Regions from separate parts of the Homo sapiens genome. Here region 1 is linked to region 2. A link is an interaction called in ENCODE POLR2A ChIA-PET data of the cell type or tissue named here. Cell type or tissue: PC-3. All regions are shown on one strand. Each heading gives the region's core, and the rest is flanking DNA. Links, peaks and the distances in the headings are about the cores only. Region 1 holds the start of LOC105376470 (a long non-coding RNA gene). Region 2 has its middle 140 kb from the start of C10orf126.

Evidence for each region. ChIA-PET counts read pairs that join two places held together with the same protein. Peaks named below come from ENCODE experiments on the same cell type or tissue, not always from the same donor. Only the 100,000 strongest peaks of a DNase experiment are listed, where the experiment ranks them.
Region 1: POLR2A ChIA-PET joins it to region 2 with 21 read pairs; 6 of 35 experiments call an interaction of 5 or more read pairs at or near these places.

What each region holds. Positions count from the first base shown.
Region 1 is chr10:28,703,137-28,711,868 of GRCh38, forward strand. It overlaps LOC105376470 (a long non-coding RNA gene), which reads left to right and starts at 4,893. Exons shown (of 4, transcript XR_001747282.1): 1 at 4,893-5,065; 2 at 6,519-6,602; 3 at 7,165-7,419; 4 at 7,599-7,830. In PC-3, for the core only: no CTCF peak of the experiment used is centred there; no DNase peak of the experiment used is centred there.
Region 2 is chr10:28,979,383-28,988,114 of GRCh38, forward strand. No RefSeq gene overlaps it. Among named protein-coding and RNA genes, the nearest start is that of C10orf126, 140 kb to the left of the region's middle. RefSeq lists an enhancer at 5,760-6,959. In PC-3, for the core only: no CTCF peak of the experiment used is centred there; DNase peaks (open chromatin) are centred at 5,189 and 7,149; H3K27ac peaks cover 2,142 bases.

The sequences.
Region 1 (8,732 bases), core at 321-8,320, 280 kb before region 2:
TGTTTTTTCTTAAGACAGGGTCTCACTCTGTTGTCTAGGCTGGAGTGCAGTGGTGTGATCATAGCTCATTGCAGCCTCAAACTCCTGAGCTTAAGCGATCTTCCTGCCTCCACCTCCTGAGCAGCTGGAACTACATGAATGCACCACCATGCCAGGCTAATGTTTTTATTTTGAATTTTTGTAGACACAAGGTCTTGCTGTGTTGCCCAAGCTGGTCCTGAACTCCAGGCTTCAAGTGATCTTCTTGCCGTGGCCTTCTAACGTGCTGGGATTACAAGTGTGAGCCACTGTGCCTGGCCTAAACAGATTTTTGACAAAGCTTCACCCCAAAGAAAGAAGTCAGGATGTGTCTTCCTGGGGGTAAGAGGGCGCTGCAGTGTCATCTTGAAAGTGGCATTTCTGGGTCAGGCACGGTGGCTGACTCCTGTAATCCCAGCACACTGGGAGGCCAAGGTGGGTGGATGCCCAAGGTCAGGAGTTCGAGACCAGACTGGCTAACATGGTGAAACCCTGTCTCTACTAAAAATACAAAAATTAGCTGGGCATGGTGGTGCACGCCTCTAGTCCCAGCTACTGTGGAGGCTGAGGCAGGAGAATTGCTTGAACCCAGGAGGTGGAGGTTGCAGTGAGCCGAGATCGGATCATTGCACTGCAGCCTGGGCAACAAGAGTGAGACTCCGTCTCAGGAAGAAAAAAAAAATGCAGCATTTCTACAGTAGTCAGTCAGGGCCACTAGGCAACAAGAAGGCTTGCCTCACTTGCTTGGAGTGAGTTTCATAGGAACTCCATATTCCCTTCGAGTGGGACCCCTCTGGATCCTCCCACCTAGAGATCCTTCCCTCAGGCAGAAAGACAAAACAAAAACCTGCCAGCCACAAAGGCTGGCACCTGTAATCCCAGCACTTTTGGAAGCTGAGGTGGGAGGATCACTTGAGCCCAGGAGATTGAGACCCGCCTGGGCAATATAGGAAGATGCTGTTACTACAAAAAATAAAAAAAATTAGCTGGGTGTGGTGGTGCATGCCTGTAATCCCAGCTACTTGTGGGGGCTGAAGGGGGAGGATTGCTTGAGCCTGGGAGGATGAGGCTGCAGTGAGCCTTGATTACAGCACTGTGCTCCAGCCTGGGTGAAAGAGCAAGACACTGTCTCAAAAAAAAAAACAAAAAACCAAAAACAACAGAACAAAATGTAACAAAACAAAAACCTGAAAACCAAACCAAAATATAAAAACCCCTACAACCTCCAAAAAGAAGCCATTAAAATACTGTCCAATCTCTCTGCTTTTAGTCCCAAAGTCAGAAAAGAAATGCATTCCGGCATGGGATGGGTTGTCACTGGTGGCCTAAGGCCTCAGGGCAATTTTAAGATATAACTCTTCTAGCAGAAAAGCTGCTGAGAAAAGAGAGGAGAAGAATTGGCAAAAGGGGAAAATAAATCAGACAGCTGACCGTGAGCGTGAAGGGAATGTAGCTATTTTCCTCCTTGTTCCAAGCCTAGGATTGAAAAAACAGTCGTCTCGGGAATAAATAATTTATCACTGGAATTGATGAAGTGGAGGTGGTTTGGGGAGGAGGGAGAGTGCAAAGCCAGATGCCTCCACGCAGATAATAAAATGTTAATAATAAAATGTTCTCCCTTGCTGTTGTCTAAGTGGTGAATGAAAAAGAATCCAGGGATAAGAAAAACCCCTGAAGGGGTTAGGGGAAATTAGTGCTGATACTTCCCATTAAAGTCGCAGTAATAACGATAACAACCGAACATTTATAGAATGTACTTCATGCCTGGGATTCCACTGGGCTTTGAAACAGGAGGATCTGATTCACACCCACTCCCAAGAAAATGAATTAGGTTCCAGCGCTCAGGGGTGGGTGAGGGACTTCCCAAAAGAGCTTAAATTCATTAGATGAGAGAGTTAAGTGTGGTCAGAGGTGATCTAGTCCAGCGTCCTTTTCGGAGGAGTCCAGAGAAGTTGAAGGATTGGCTCCGGATCACATCACTCCTTAATGGAGTTGCTGTGGATAGTACTCAAGTCTATTTCCTTTGGGTCCCAGCTGTCACTTTGCAGCTGTGTGCCTTTGGGAAAGTCACCAAACCTCTCTCAGCCTCAGTTTCCTAATAAAATGTGGACAGTCGTAGCATCTGCGTCAAAGGATTGCTGTAATGATTAAATAGGTTAATGCATGCTTAGAACAGTGCCTGACACATGGTAAGTATTAAATACATGTTATTTATCATTAGCTATTATTTCTTTTAAGAGTAACACCATAAAAAAAAAGGGGGGCTGATTGCCTCTTCTCATTTGCCGTAGTTTTACAACAACCAACTGGGAAGGAAGTGGCAGATAACAGCGGCGGTCTGCACCCCTTTTGGCCCCATATCCCTGGCCAACCAGGCTGCTAGACGACCGTGGGCCTGCAGCAGCCCTGGCTGTGTGGCCCACTCAGGTTGTGGGGCAGTTGGAGACTCTGAGGGAGCATCAGGACTGACTCCTGGTGGCGGGGTGGGGTCTGGGAGGGAGATGAAGCACAGATACTTGGGTTTGCTTCAGGACTGTCTGACCTGATGAGAGGCAAATCACTGGACGGTGCTAGAAAGCACACCCAGGAGCTGTGTTCTTTTTCTTTTTGAGATGGAGGCTTGCTCTGTTGCCCAGACTGGAGTGCAGTGGCACGATCTGGGCTCACTGCAACCTCTGCCTCCTGGGTTCAAGTGATTCTTCTGCCTCAGCCTCCCGAGTAGCTGGGATTACAGGCGCCCACCACCACGGCCGGCTCATTTTTGTATTATTTTTAGTACAGACGGTGTTTCACCATGTTGTCCAGGCTGGTCTCAAACTCCAGACCTCAGGTGATCCGCCTGCCTCGGCCTCCCAAAGCGCTGGGATTACAGGTGTGAGCCACTGTGCCCGGCTGAAGCTGTGTGTTTTCTAATTCCAGAAGCTCTGCTGCTCTCTCGCTGCCATTTCTCCCGACCCATCAGCTAACGTGTGAACTTTTAAAACTATGCCTTTCGATAAGACATTGAATCCCTATTGATAAAAATGGCGTGGCAAGAGTTACATTTTGATCTGTTCTCAGTTATTATACTTTAGTGCATGCAAATAGGTTCTGTTCTTTTTTTTCTGTCGCTTCTTTTAAGAGACGGAATCTTGCTCTGTGTTGCCCAGGCTGGAGTGCAGCGGCACAATCATAGCTCACTGCAGCCTTGAACTCCTGAGCTCAAGTGATCCTTCTGCCTCAGGAGCATCCTGAGTAGCTGGAACTACAGGCATGCACAACCATGACCAGTCAATTCCTCAATTTCTTTTCTTTTCTTTTTCTTTTTCTTTCTTTCTTTTTTTTTTTTTTTTTTTGTAGAGATGAGTGGAGTTCTTGCTATGCTGCCCATGTTGGTCTTGAATTCCTGGCCTCATGTGAGCCTCCCACCTTGGCCTCCCAGAGCACTGGGATTACAGGTGTAAGCCATTGCTCCTGGCCCTATTTTTTCTTGAAAGTGAAGAGTAGAGGATAAAGAAAGGAACTGGGTGGGATAAATATTGGAGATTCAAGCAAGGGGAGAAAAAGGCAGATGTGTTGGAAAATGATAACTTCTTCACCCTTCAGCCTAATATAGGAGCTTCTGGAAACCAAAATACTATACAATCAAGTGACAATGTAACCAGGTTGCAACCAACCTGTAACCAGCTTGGTTTTTTTCTTTTTTGAGATGGAGTCTTGCTCTGTTACCCAGGCTGGAATGCAGTGGCACGACCTCGGCTCACTGCAACCTCCGCCTCCCGGGTTCAAGCTATTCTCACACCTCAGCCTCCTGAGTAGCTGAGATTACAGGCGCCTGCCACCACGCCGGGCTAACTTTTGTATTTTTAGTAGAGATGGGGTTTCACCATGTTGGCCAGGCTGGTCTCAAACTCCTGACCTCAAGTGATCTACCCACCTCAGCCTCCCAAACTGCTGGGATTACAGGCATGAGCCACTGCACCTGGCCTAAATAATTTTATTAGTATTAATTAATTAGTTAGTTTAATTTTTAATTTTTTTTCCCGAAATCTCTTATCTGTCACCCAGGCTGGAGTGCAATGGTGCAATCTCAGCTCACTGCAACCTCCACCTCCCAGGTTCAAGTGATTCTCCTGCCTCAGCCTCCTGAGTAGCTGAGATTATAGATGCACACCACCATGCCCGGCTAACTTTTTGTATTTTTAGTAGAGATGGGGTTTCACCATGTTGGCCAAGCTGGTCTCGAACTCCTGACCTTGTGATCTGCCTACCTCAGCCTCCCAAAGTGCTGGGATTACAGGCATGAGCTGTCACACCTGGCCAATTTTTTAATTTTTAAATTAAATTTAATTAATTAATTTTTTTGAGACAGGGTCTCACTTTGTCATCCAGGCTGGGGTACAGAGGTATGATCACAGCTCACTGCAGCCTCAACCTACCGGGCTCAAGTGATCCTCTGGCCTCAGCGCCCCCAAGTAGCTGGGACTACAGGCATGAGCCACCATGCTAAGCTAATTTTTGTATTTTTTTATAGAGATAGAGTCTCTCTATATTGCCCAGGCTGGTCTTGAACTCCTGGGCTCAAGCAATCCTCTTGCCTTGGCCTCCCAAAGTGCTGGGATTAAGGTCATGAGCCATCGTGCCCAGCCTTAAATAATTTATCTTTCTCCCTCCTCCCTCAGCCTAAGGTAATTATCAAATGAAATAATTCATCAGAAAGAGTTCTGTGACATGTAAAGCCCTGTAATAATGTGTTGGTAATACTATGGTGATAATGGATATTTTTCACAATGGGTATGCATGTGACATGCTGAGTTATGGAGGTATGGACTCAAGGGACAAGGAGTGAAATTGCCACATGTCTCAGGTTGGGGTGGGGGCTTGGGGTGGTAGCTGTGATCAGGGTGCTTGGGGTGGTGGTTGTGGTCAGGGCGAAGGTTGAGGGGAGGGATCTAGACAGCCTGGCCATATTGTTTTTGGAAAGAGCGCTATACAATGTTAATTTCTTCACTGATGAGTCAATGGATGAATGAAAGGATGTCTTCTTTAAACTGCTGCACGTTGGTGGGTAAGTGAATCTGTCCAAGGTAGATGGGAGACTGAAGAGTCAGGGAGGTCAATCTGGTGGGCAGGGGGGCCCATAAGTCAGGCAAGCCTAAGTCTGCTCCTTGAGCAGGTTGCTCAGCCTCTGTGTGGCTCATATCAGCTATCTCAGAGGGTTAAATAAAAAGACATACACAAAGAGGTCGGGCACGGTGGCTCATGCCTGTAATCCCAGCACTTTGGGAGGCCGAGGTGGGCGGATCACCTGAGGTCAGGAGTTCGAGACCAGCCTGGCCAACATGGTGAAACCCCATCTCTACTAAAAATATAAAAAATTAGCCGGGCGAGGTGGCACACGCCTGTAGTCCCAGCTACTCAGGAGGCTGAGGCAGGAGAATTGCTTGAACCCAGGAGGCGGAGGTTGCAGTGAGCCGAGATGGAGCCACTGCACTCCAGCCTGGGCGATGAGAGCAAAACTCTGTCAAAAAAAAAAAAAAAAAAGAAGAAGAAGACATACGCAAAGTGCCTGGCACAATTCTTTGCACAGAGTAGCTACTCAACAAGTGGCTATTACTGTTACCACTGAGGCAGAGTTTACACATCATCTCATCTCAAGCTGCCACAAGCAGACACGATTATCTTCTTGTGAAGAAATCTCAACTTCCCATTTATTTTCCTTTTTTCCCTCCTTTATTGAAACTTGGACTTTTAAGAATTTTGGTGCATGGATAATTTGAGGTCCATTTGACACAAGGAGAAAGTTCTGACAGTCGCTTTGAGTCTTGTTCTGTATGAAGCCACAGTGGTAGCAATGTGCTCCCCTGATAAAAAGCAAGAAACATGGTGCATTCCATTAAAGGAAAGAGGCATTAACTTTCCTCCCAGCCTGGTTACTCGGGACATTAATCAGCCCATAAAAATGGGATTAAGTCAAGTCTCAATTTAGCTCTGCAGTTTACCTTTAAAATGTAGCCGCGCTTTGTGTTTTAATATCGGGTGATCACATTTTAGATGTAATGAAAGAGCAAGGATATTTTCCCACAAATTTTCATGGGGATTCGTGACTGCAGATGGGACCCTCCCTGAAGACATAATGAACAATTATGCAATCTGGGGAATGGCTTTGGAGAAGCAGTTCCAGCTGGGGGTATATAAAGTGAGTTTGCTAAAAGCTGTGTAAATGAGGGGCTCCAAACCTGCCGTCATGTATTTCACCCTTTATGACCTAATGAATATGTTATATTATCATGAGCCTATCAGCTTGAAACTTTGCTTTTGCTCTGAGTCCCCCGAGGCAAACAGATGGATTTTTAAATCCTTCCTCTTAAAGTCTTACTGGATGGCAAAGCCTTTGCTTAAATGTGGAGCCTGAAATTATCCCGAGTTCTAAAGCATCCTTATTGGCTTTGAAGGAGCTGCTTTGACTCTATCCTAAAGGTTTGCTTTTTTTTTTCCCTTTTAAATTTTTCCTTCTCTAGGATATGATGCTAGAAGGGACCTCAGGGATGATTCCAGGCCAGAATGTTGACGGCTCCCAACCAAAGAGAAAAATTCAGATTATAGTGAGTTTTCTTAAGAAACTACATTTATTCATTTAAATGACTGATCTTTACTTTGAAGTTTTGTTTTTCTCCCTTGTTGGTATAAAATATCTTATTTTATTATCATTAATTAATTAATTAATTAATTTTTTTGAGACGGAGTCTTGTCTTATGACCCAGGCTGAAGTGCAGTGGCACCATCTCGGCTCACTGCAACCTCCGCCTCCTGGGTTCAAGCAGTTCTCCTGCCTCAACCTTCCGGGTAGCTGGGATTACAGGTGCCTACCACCATGCCTGGCTAATTTTTGTGTTTTTAGTAGAGATGGGGTTCACCAAGTTGGCCAAGCTGGTCTCGAACTCCTAACCTCAAGTGATCTGCCTGCCTCGGCCTTCCAAAGTGCTTATAGGTGTGAGCCACTGCCCCCAACCCATGTTTTTTTTATTGGACAATATGTCTAAAAGTATTTTTTAAAAGAAAGATAAAGCTAAAACGTTTTTGAAAAGAGCTTTGTTTTAAGCATTTTTGGTACAAAATCCAAGAGCCTGGGAAGCAGTGGTTTAGTGTAATCTCTTCATTTTACAGATGAAGAAGCTGAGGGCGAGGCCACTGTGCTTCCCCAAGGTTGCTGTATGAGTTGGGGTGGAAATGGGCCAGCTCCAGCCTTCTGCCTCCCAGCCTGGCTTCTTGTCCTCCACCAGCTGTCACTCGGAAAGTGAACAGAGAAGCCCTTGCCACTATAGTGGACAAGGGAAACTGTGGATACAGATTCCAGCAGTGAGAAAGGTCATTAGAGTTCTCCAAGGGCACAGCTTTGCAGCATGTCATGTCAAAAGCAGGGTGAGCCTCACATGCAGGCGAGGCTGCAGCTCTGAATTATACTCAAAGGTTCTGGAAATGTGCAGGCTTGCAAATGTTTCCTCTACTAGCCTGCAGTACCCATGATTACAACATTGCCACTCCTCTCCTTTGATTGGGCCTTTCTCTCTCTAATTTTCTTTTTTTTTCTCTCTTCCAAGGACATGTTTTCCCAGGACATGCACTCATAAATCTGTATCAGTCACTAACAATCTCGGGATGAACAAGTTCACTATTGTCGACTTTGGAAACTAGCTAGGAGCTGGAATTCTGATGGGGAAATAAACATCATTTTAGATCCAGGAAGTTCAGAATGAAAATGAAAAAGCAGATCTAGATGGAATGCTTCTAGAAGGCAAAGGAAGGTGCAGTGGACAGAGGTGGTGTCCAGGCCCTGGCACTGGTAAGAGATGCCTAGAGGCCAGGAGTTCACTGGATGGTGGGTGGATGGACAAAGTGAATGAACTTGGTCATGGTGTCTAGGGCCATTTATCTGGCAGGAAAGACTAAACTGAGAATGTGAAATCTCTGTGAGCAGGAGACTTTCAGAACACTTGACTCTGTCCCCAGAGGGAGTCCCAAGTTCATCAGCTTAGAGCAGGGGGCTTAGGCCCGGCTTTGCCAAGATTGTCAAATGCTCTTTTTATTGAAAGACATCCTTGAAGACAATTGCAACACACCCTGTGAGTAATTCCTTATGGCAGAAGTCAAGGCCAATCTATGCATGTATCTCTGATTCAAATGGCTGTTGTCATTTGGGAATAGAGACAGAAATGAAAGGGAAGGACAGCAACATCTTGTCACTAGGCTTGCTTTAATGCTTGATATGGCATTCAATGCCATTAATAAAGCTTCTGTACAAAAAACGAAGTACCCTCCAACCCCCGTTAAAAGAGCAGTTCTCAACTGGGCTTGGTTGAGAATCCCAGCACTTTGGGAGGCCAAGGTGGGCCCATTACTTGAGGTCAGGAGTTCGAGACCAGTCTGGCCAACATGGTAAAATCCTGTCTTTACTAAAAATACAAAAATTAGCTGGGCATGGTGGCACACACCTGTAATCCCAGCTACTCAGGAGGCTGAGGCAGGAGAATCGCTTGAACCCAGGAAGCGGAGGTTGCAGTGAGCTGAGATTGTGCCACTGCACTCCAGCCTGGGCGATGCGGCGAGACACCGTCTCAAAAAAAAAAAAAAAAAAAAGAATAGTTCTGCTGGAGCAGACCTTTCGGGGGTCTAAAATAAAGATTTTCAAAGGCTACCTACAGGTACTCGGTTTCAGTTTTGTTTTTTTTTTTTTT
Region 2 (8,732 bases), core at 576-8,575:
ACAATTACATGAACCATAATAATCCCACCAAAGTCCAGAGTGGAAAAGTCAGTAGAAATAAACATTTCTGAATCTATTTTTATGACTCAAGCACTGACAAGGCCTGAAAGGTCCTTTCTTGCTCCATAGATCTCTAGATATGGGAAGTAGAGATGAAATGAATGTGTATTAAGTGGACATATTTTATATGGTTTCTTTAAAATCTCAAAAGTAAACTGTTTCCTTCTGATTTGCTTCTTTGAAATCAAAGTAAGATCTAGCAAAACATTCCAGTCATTTAAAATTCCCCCACTGATAGTGATTGTAATGGTGGGTTTTGTTTGTATTTGAGGGCTGATCACATTTATAAACATATAAGCTGTATTATTGTGAAATTCATGGTCCTTCATTAAAATAAAGTTTACAAAACATCCTTTTATTATTATCTCAATTATTTTTTATATTGTTGCCATGGTTACAGTCAGTAACATTAATAGTTAAACAAAGGAAAAACTAGGCTTTCCTTTGTAAATGGAGAAAGGAATAGTATTTTCTTTGTTGCTTTCAATACGCAGGTTTGAAAAAATCTTGGTTATGAAGTCAGGGAATTACATTACACTTAAGAGCAAACATCATATATAAATCTTCTTATGTCTTCTTGGTTATTAATTAATGTGCTAATGATGCCAGGAAGTTTCTTAGCTGAAGCTTGTGGTTTAAAGTAGCTGTTCTTGGGGGAAGAAATTTGGCCAGATTCCCTTTATAGACCTAAAGATTTTAGTACTTACTATACAATGAAGGATTTGTCCTCATTTTTGGAAAACTAATGAAATTAGTAATTTGTGATGCATGTCTGGTATGGAAGGAAATCACAATAAGATCTACATGCACCTTTTTAAAAGACGAATTGCAAAAAATGGCAAACAAACAAGCAAGAAAAAGCACATGCAATGCGTTCAATGTTCCTGGGAGAACAAGCTCTTTCAAAATTGAAAATATATATTGTTCAGCATTGTTACAAATGAGGTACCTGTGTATTAAACTGGCTTCAAATGATGGATTGGAGTTGTAATTGATTGGCTTCTCCCACCACCAATCATATGTGTCCCAGGAGATGTCATAGGAGGGCTCATAACTCATCTCCCACCCACAGCCTCCCAGTAGTCATTACCTGGTTGCAGGTAAAACTCTCTTGATATCTCCCAACAAAAAGATGTTTGTTGGGATCAGAGGGTAGAGACCTGCTTAGACATTTGAAAACAAGGAGAAAACCCACAAACAGAGGGCTAACATCAATGTGGGTAATATCTAAATTTTGTTTACTGTATATCAATGTGGAGAATAAATGAGGAGTAGAGTAGTTCTTTTAAAAGAATGAAAATTAGGCCTATTCTAGAGACAAATAGATTCCGCTGATATTGACAATTGCCTAAATCATTAGTCACTGTGAAATCTTCAAGATTTTGCAGCTTTTTTGATATTGACTTGATACTGCCTGTTTTTATCTGGACCTCTCCAGATCGCCTGAGTTTCGACTGTGAAGATCTACTCATATACTGCTTTTCTTCTAGATTCTTGTCTGGGAATATTTAGGATCAACATCCAGGAATTCAGCATTTCCTATGGGATGTTGATATTTTCCTTTTTTCATCTTAATTGTAGACGAAAGTTGGTAAAATGAAAACCAGCTTCACATTTATGAACCTTGAGTGAAAAAGGAAAAATGCCTTGAGATGTACTTAATCTTTTGAGACGATTTAGGTGTTTTCTGTATATAACTCTAGATATCTGTGCAATTTCTTTGACCAGGGGAGCAAGAAGTTTCAGTTCCTTTAAACTCATATAAGAAAGTAGAAGTACTCCGAAAAGAAATGACTTCTAAGAGGGATACCAGAAGTCAGAGAAAGGGCTAGACATTGAAATCTGGTTTCAAATACTCTACAAGCAGAGGAAAAGTCAGGAGAGCAGCTCCTATGCACAAAGATGACAATGACAATGCTATTTGTAGTATCTGAAAATGGACTAAATTGAAAGGTGCTTAACATGAAAAGTAGACACACACAAAGTTAATATTTCTTGTAGGCAAGAGGGTTACAAAAGAACACTGGTGTCGTCTCCTGCTGCCTTGATAACATAGTGCACATCAGAAGCTCCTGCAATGAATTTTAGGGTAACTTTCATCTGAATGGAATCGCTCTCCACTTTACTATAACACCAGATTTGAACATTCTAAGTGTGCATTTTTAATATTTTCAAAAACATTGGGTTGGTGCAAACTGATGGTGGCTTTATGCTGCCATGCCATCGAATAACTAAGGATACCACATCTAGTTCCCCTTGGCTAACTCATTGCCTAGGACAGCGATAAGGAACCAAGCATGGAAGCTTTAGAGTTTTACCCCACACCTCCCATTCCAGTTGCTCTATCCACCCCTCACCCCCGCAACAGCATAATACTGCATTTATTAAATATGTGCCTGGGAAGTTTCCCCTAGAGCCACATGCACTTCTGTCCATATTTTACAGTGGTAGGTGGTAGACCTGGAGAGAGAATGTGCAAGTTACCCACCTTTATGAGGCTGTTGAAAATCACTCCCAGAATTACATCTCATTTCTAAATGTATACTTTGGGAATAAGGGCAAAGAATTAGGAAATCAATGGGATTAACTAAATTCACTGCCCTCTTATTTCTTATTTTTATAACACTTAAGGGTTTTTTTGTCTCATTAAGATCTTGGCAGAGCACTCCATTACAGAGTTCCCATGCTCCCGATAGGAGGAATATATTCTATTGCATTTTTTGGCTCATATGTTTTAAGTGTTTCTTCAACAACACGAGAGTGAGCATCAGATCACCTCTGGCTAAGGAATGAAGGAACCCACTTCAGGAGAAATTGCACTAAGACTACCTTTGTTTTAAGGGTGTAAAAATCCTTAAATCCTACTTGCACAGAATTGCGTAGACCCTGCTGAATTTTCATCAATATTGTCTTCTTTCCAACTCCTTCTACTGCATTAGCCTATAGCAACTGGACCGTACACAAATAAGTCTTAGCACTAAACTGTAGAGCTCCTTCTCAGACAACATCCATGACAGGAGAAAGGGGCATGAAGAGATGAAGCACAAAGTATACATTGAAAAAGTTGTGGGTCATGTTTTTCAACACATTTTCTTGCTTGGTTCCATTCAGTGAGCTTTGATTTCCTTTAGTTCTGGGTAGAGGATTTACGCTTATTTTTTTCTGACTAGGTGAACTATCTTTAAATACAGTGAAAAAATTCAGAAACTCTGTTATATCAAAGACTTCTGGAAATATGGGGAAGAAGGTAAGGAAGAAATTGGGCATGGTAGTGCACACCTGTAGTCCCACCTACTTGGAAGGCTGAGATGAGAGGATCATGGGAACCCAGGAGTTCAAGACCAGGCTGGGCAACTTAACAAGACCCCATTTCACAAAGAAGAAGAAGAAGGAGGAGGAGGAGGAAAGAAAAGAGTGACCCACAACCCAAAGCCTTGCCATTTCCCATAAAAAAAGCCACAATCTGTCCCTTGGAGCACATGAAGGGCAAATCTCCAGTCTAAGAAGAGGCTCCCTTCTTCCCCGAGTGCAGGAGGGGAAGCCACCTGGGATCTTCCAGCATGAGCTCATGTACCTGCTGCTGTCTTTCACGACACTTGAAAGCAATTGCATTGTTTTCTACGACCGCTGTAACACACCACCACACACCTGGTGGCTTAGAACAACCCAAGTTTATTCTCTTGTAGCTTAGGAGGTCAGAAGTCCAAAATCTGTCCTTGTTGGCCAAAATCAAAGTTGGCAAGGCTGCTGGAATTCCTTGGCATGTGAACGCATTACTCCAATCTCTGTCTCCATGGTCGCACCTCCTTGTCCTCTTCTGTCGGAAATCTCCCTCTGCCTCCTTCTTAGAACACTTTTTTTTTGGGGGGGGGGGGAGGAGTTTTGCTCTTGTTGCCCATGCTGGAGTGCAATGATGGGATCCTGGCTCACTGCAACCTCTGCCTCCCGGGTTCAAGCGATTCTCCTGATTCAGCCTCTGAAGTAGCTGGGACTATAGGCATGCACTACCAAGCCTGGCTAATTTTGTATTTTTAGTAGAGATGGGGTTTCCCCATGTTGGTCAGGCTGGTCTCGAACTCCTGACCTCAGGTGATCTGCCTGCCTCGGCCTTCCAAAGTGCTGGGATTACAGGCGTGAGCCACTGCACCCAGCCCTTAGAACACTTTTTATTGCATGTAGGGCCCACCCAGATAATCTGGAATAATCTCTCCGTTTTATGATGTCGACTTTATCACATCTACAGACTTTGCCTTTTAAGATGCATTCACAGATTCCAGGGATTAGCACGTGGCCCTCTTGGGAAGCCAGGATTTGGCCTCCGTAACACCTGTTGTTTCTCTGGTACTCAGATTCCAGGGAAGTGGATGTGTTCATGGTTTCTCTGCAGAGGAGCTCATTCCAAAGAATGATGGACACAGGTTAGTAGTTGTCCAGGCCAGAATGGAGGGATTACAGTATGTGATGATCTGTACTGGGATTTCCGAGACTAAGATTTGGTCTGGAGAGGGTGTGTTAATTATACTTAAAGTCTTCTTTCAGTCTCCTGCATATGAAGCAATACTCTGTGTACTTGGAAGGATTTAGAATTATGAAATGTTTCTTTTGTCTGGAACTAGTCTGCCTGTGATGCTAAGTAAGACAGATGGATGCGAAAGGAGATGCAACATAGCATGGGGAAGGCCAGGAGAGGTGAACGAGAAGTGAAGAAAAACAGATGATAACAGCAAGAGATGGGATTTGGGCTGGGCTCAGAAGGATGGGTGTCTTTTAGGAAACCATCCATGCCCATCTCTCCCATATTATTTAGTATCTACCTTTGCTTATGTCGTCATAAGGCTTCTCTCGTTGTTTCTAGTAGTCTGTTTACCTGGCTAGGGTGAGGACAATGGCTTATCATGTTTTAGTCCGAGATTCCCAGCATGTAGCATGGCGCCTGGCATGCAGTAGAAGCTCAATAAATATGGGCTGAGTTGAATGAATTAGTGGAGAGGAGAGAGAAGGAAATTTTGGGCAGAGAGCTAGCTCAAGAAAATGCTTGGAGGCAGGGCAATTTTTCTCATGTCAGTATAGTATGAGTCACCATGAGGAAAGTGGGGCAGTGAACCGGACTGGGCTCGGGGGATGGGTGAGCAGAGAGGAAGTGAGGAAATGGCTGCTCTGTTCTCACCACTGCTGGCCATGTTCCCGTGGCTGTTCTTGGCAGGTGTGAGGAGGTGGCGGGCCGTGCCTGGCAGAACACACCCATTGATGCAGGAGGTGGTACAGAAGAGGGGATAAGAGCAAGAGCCTTGCAGCTTGAGTCCTAGCGCTGCCACCTGTGTGAGCTTGGGCAGACTGCTCACACCCTCTAAGTCATGGTTTTCTTTTCTTTTCTTTTTTTTCTTTTCTTTTCTTTGAGATGGAGTTTCTCTCTTGCCACCCAGGCTGGAGTGCAATGGCGCCATCTCGGCTCACCGCAACCTCTGCCTCCCGGGTTCAAGCAATTCTCCTGCCTCAGCCTTCTGAGTAGCTGGGATTACAGGCATGCGCCACCACGCCCTGCTAATTTTGTATTTTTAGTAGAGACAGAGTTTCACCGTGTTGGTCAGGCTGGTCTGAAACTCTCAACCTCAGGTGATCCACCTGCCTTGGCCTCCTAAAGTGCTGGGATTACAGGCGTGAGCCACTGCGCCCGGCCTAAGTCATAGTTTTCTTATTTGCAAAATGAAGATCCATCTCACAGTTCTGAACTACGGATAAAGAAGACAAACTGTGCAAAGAGTTTTGTGCAGTGCCTGGGATGTAGGTAACACTAATATTATTGTGACTATAGATCACATCCATTAGGCTCCTCACTGGAGGGAATCCTGGCTACGCTGTGTGACTGGATGTGCCTTGGTCAGCAGTATTGACTGGTGCTGACATCTGAGCCTCTTCTTCCTTGCACAGTGAGCAACTAGCCAGCTTGTGTGACTCCATTAGGTCCCAGAGCAACTTTGAAGAGAAACCTGGTGATTCTGGAGGACAACGCCCATGTTTCTCAGGCACTCTCTGCAAATGTGAGCACCGATAGGGCCTTTACTAAGGATGAAGTTGTGGCTCTGGATCTGTAGTCTACCTCCAGCTTGCAAAGCTCTTGCCTTGCAGCCTTGAAAAACCAAGCGAAAGTGCATGGAGAGCTTTGAGGCATCCTAGCTCTGCAGGAAAACAGGGGTCAGATGAGGCAAGCTGTGTGGTGCTAGATCTGATTGTAGAGCCAGGCTGTGTCACTGGACCTACTTCTCAAAGAGATTAGACAGGATCAGAGCCAATGGGACCTTTTCCAGTGTTAATTGGACTTAGTTATAAATAACACGGAAGCCTCTTGTCATTGCTCCTCTGGGTGTCTGGCTTACATGCCAAAACACAGAACTTGAATAAAAATGTTCGAGACATGCTAGCAGGTTTCAAGGTCTTCACCCTCGTGACAGGGGTTGCGTAGCAGGTTTCCTTCTCATCAAGAGGCTTAAAAGTGAGAAGGAGCAGTGCATTTCAAGTTATTTGATAAATTGAGTAAAACCCATTTGCCAGTTGGAATTTTTTTTTAATAGAGGAGGTCCTCACTACAGTTCTAATTAAAAATCAATGTGATATATAATTAAATTCTAGTGATCATATATGCACCAGCCCGTCTCTTTAGCTTTTAGCTGAAGGCAGGGGAGGCATGCTGTTATTGATCAGTGCAGGAGCCCTTTGAGGTTGTCAATAGATGTCTCGTCTGAGAGCCACGTGGCTGCTCAAAACCCACAGCAGCGCTCAGAGCTGAAGGACACTCGACTGACTCCAGCAAAGGGGGCTGATGCTCCCTGACCATTTAAGTGCTCTGCCAGGTAGGCCAGGACCCCGTTCACCATCTCCACCTGCCATCCAGTCCTCCAAGAAGTGAGCTCTGGGGAGGAGGCTTTGGAAAGGGAGAGGAAGCCAATCAATGTTTTCCAGCTTCAAATTATCATTTTAGCTTCCTTTTCCCCATTAGACCATGGGTAAGTCCCCTCTAATTATTTTCCATCATGTGTGTCAAGTACCAAGTCAAGTCCGCTGAGTCAGAATGACTAAAGATCACATTGATTCAAGACTTATCCGAAGGCCACTGACGTGTCTAGGTGGTTCCATCCAGTCTGAGGAACAGTCCTACCCCTATTACATGAAGAACTATCATTGGGATTTTCCAGTTTCTTAGAAAGATGTTCATGTTTCTTTGTATGAATTCTTGGCAACCTCCCGAGCAATTTATCATAAAAGCTCATGTGCGTAAAGTGCAAAATCCTTCTCAAAAGACTTCCACAATTTTTATTTTTGTCCTCTCGTGTGATCCTCATCACAATACAATGATCTGAGGCATGAAAGTGGTTTTTTTTTTTTTTTTTTTTAAGACATGGTCTTGCTCTGTTGCCCAGGCTGGTTTCAAACTCCTGAGCTCAAGTGATCCTCCCGCATCAGCCTCCCAAAGTGCTGGGACTATAGGTACACAACACCATGCCCTGCTGGAAGTGGCATTTTTATTCCCACTTTACGTAGGAGCATTTCCTCACCCAAAGCAGAGACTGTTAAAGGGTTGATCCAGGTTTCTCCGGCCTGGGAGACTTTTGGAGTAGAACTTGGGTCTTCCAACTTCCTGTCCCATGCCTGACACCTGACACCATGCTGCCTGCTCAGGGACCATTGCTGACCCATCTTTCACTGCCAGGCCCTCCTCCTCCTCAGAAGACTTTATCTCTCCCTCCTTTAAAGCTGAATTTAGTGACAATATATTTTATTTTTGACTCCCACTGTTTCTTTAGTTTTTTGGTTTTTGTTTTTTAAATTTCAGACAGAGTCTTGCTCTGTCGCTCAGACTGGAGTGCAGTGGCATGATCTCGGCTCACCACAACCTCCGCCTCCCGGGTTCAAGCAATTCTCATGCCTCAGTCTCCCAAGTAGCTGGGACTACAGGCACCTGCCCCCACACCTGGCTAATTTTTTATATTTTTAGTAAGAGATGGGGTTTCCCCATGTTGCCCAGGCTGGTCTCAAACTCCTGATCTCAGGTGATCTGCCTGCCTCGGCCTCCCAAAGTGCTGGGATTACAGGCGTGAGCCACCATGCCCGGCCATAGATTTTTATTATTCAAATACCAATACGTCGTTGTTGTAACGGATTTAAATTATGTATGAGAATATAGAGCCCAGTGTGAAAGGGCCCATTCCTGGCTTGGAGCTTATACATCCTGGCTGCTGTCCTGGGCCACCAGGGAATGTCTGCTTTCCCTCCCTTCCAGTATGTCTTTCCTCCTCCTCTTCCTTTTTTCCTCGTCATCCTCTTCCCTTTCCTCCTTCTCCTCCTTTCTCCTTCCTTCTCCTCTTCCCCTTCTTCTTCCTACTTCTCCTTTTCCCCTTCACTTTCTTTCCCCTCACATCTCTCTTTCTTCTCCCATATGTATTTAAATAAAATAAGGATGTTGTTTTACACAAATAAAAAAATAGTTTTAGAAACATGCCTTGGTGGAAAGCAAGAATTTTTTCAAAACCTTTCTTATATAAAGGAAAACGACACAAAGCCTCCTGTAGTGTAGAGCTGGAGCTAATTTTAGGAAGAAGGAGGATTTGACACACATGAAGGAAAAGAGAAGCTCGTTCGCCACGAGACGTGGGGAGCCAAGACAGGGAGTGAGACAA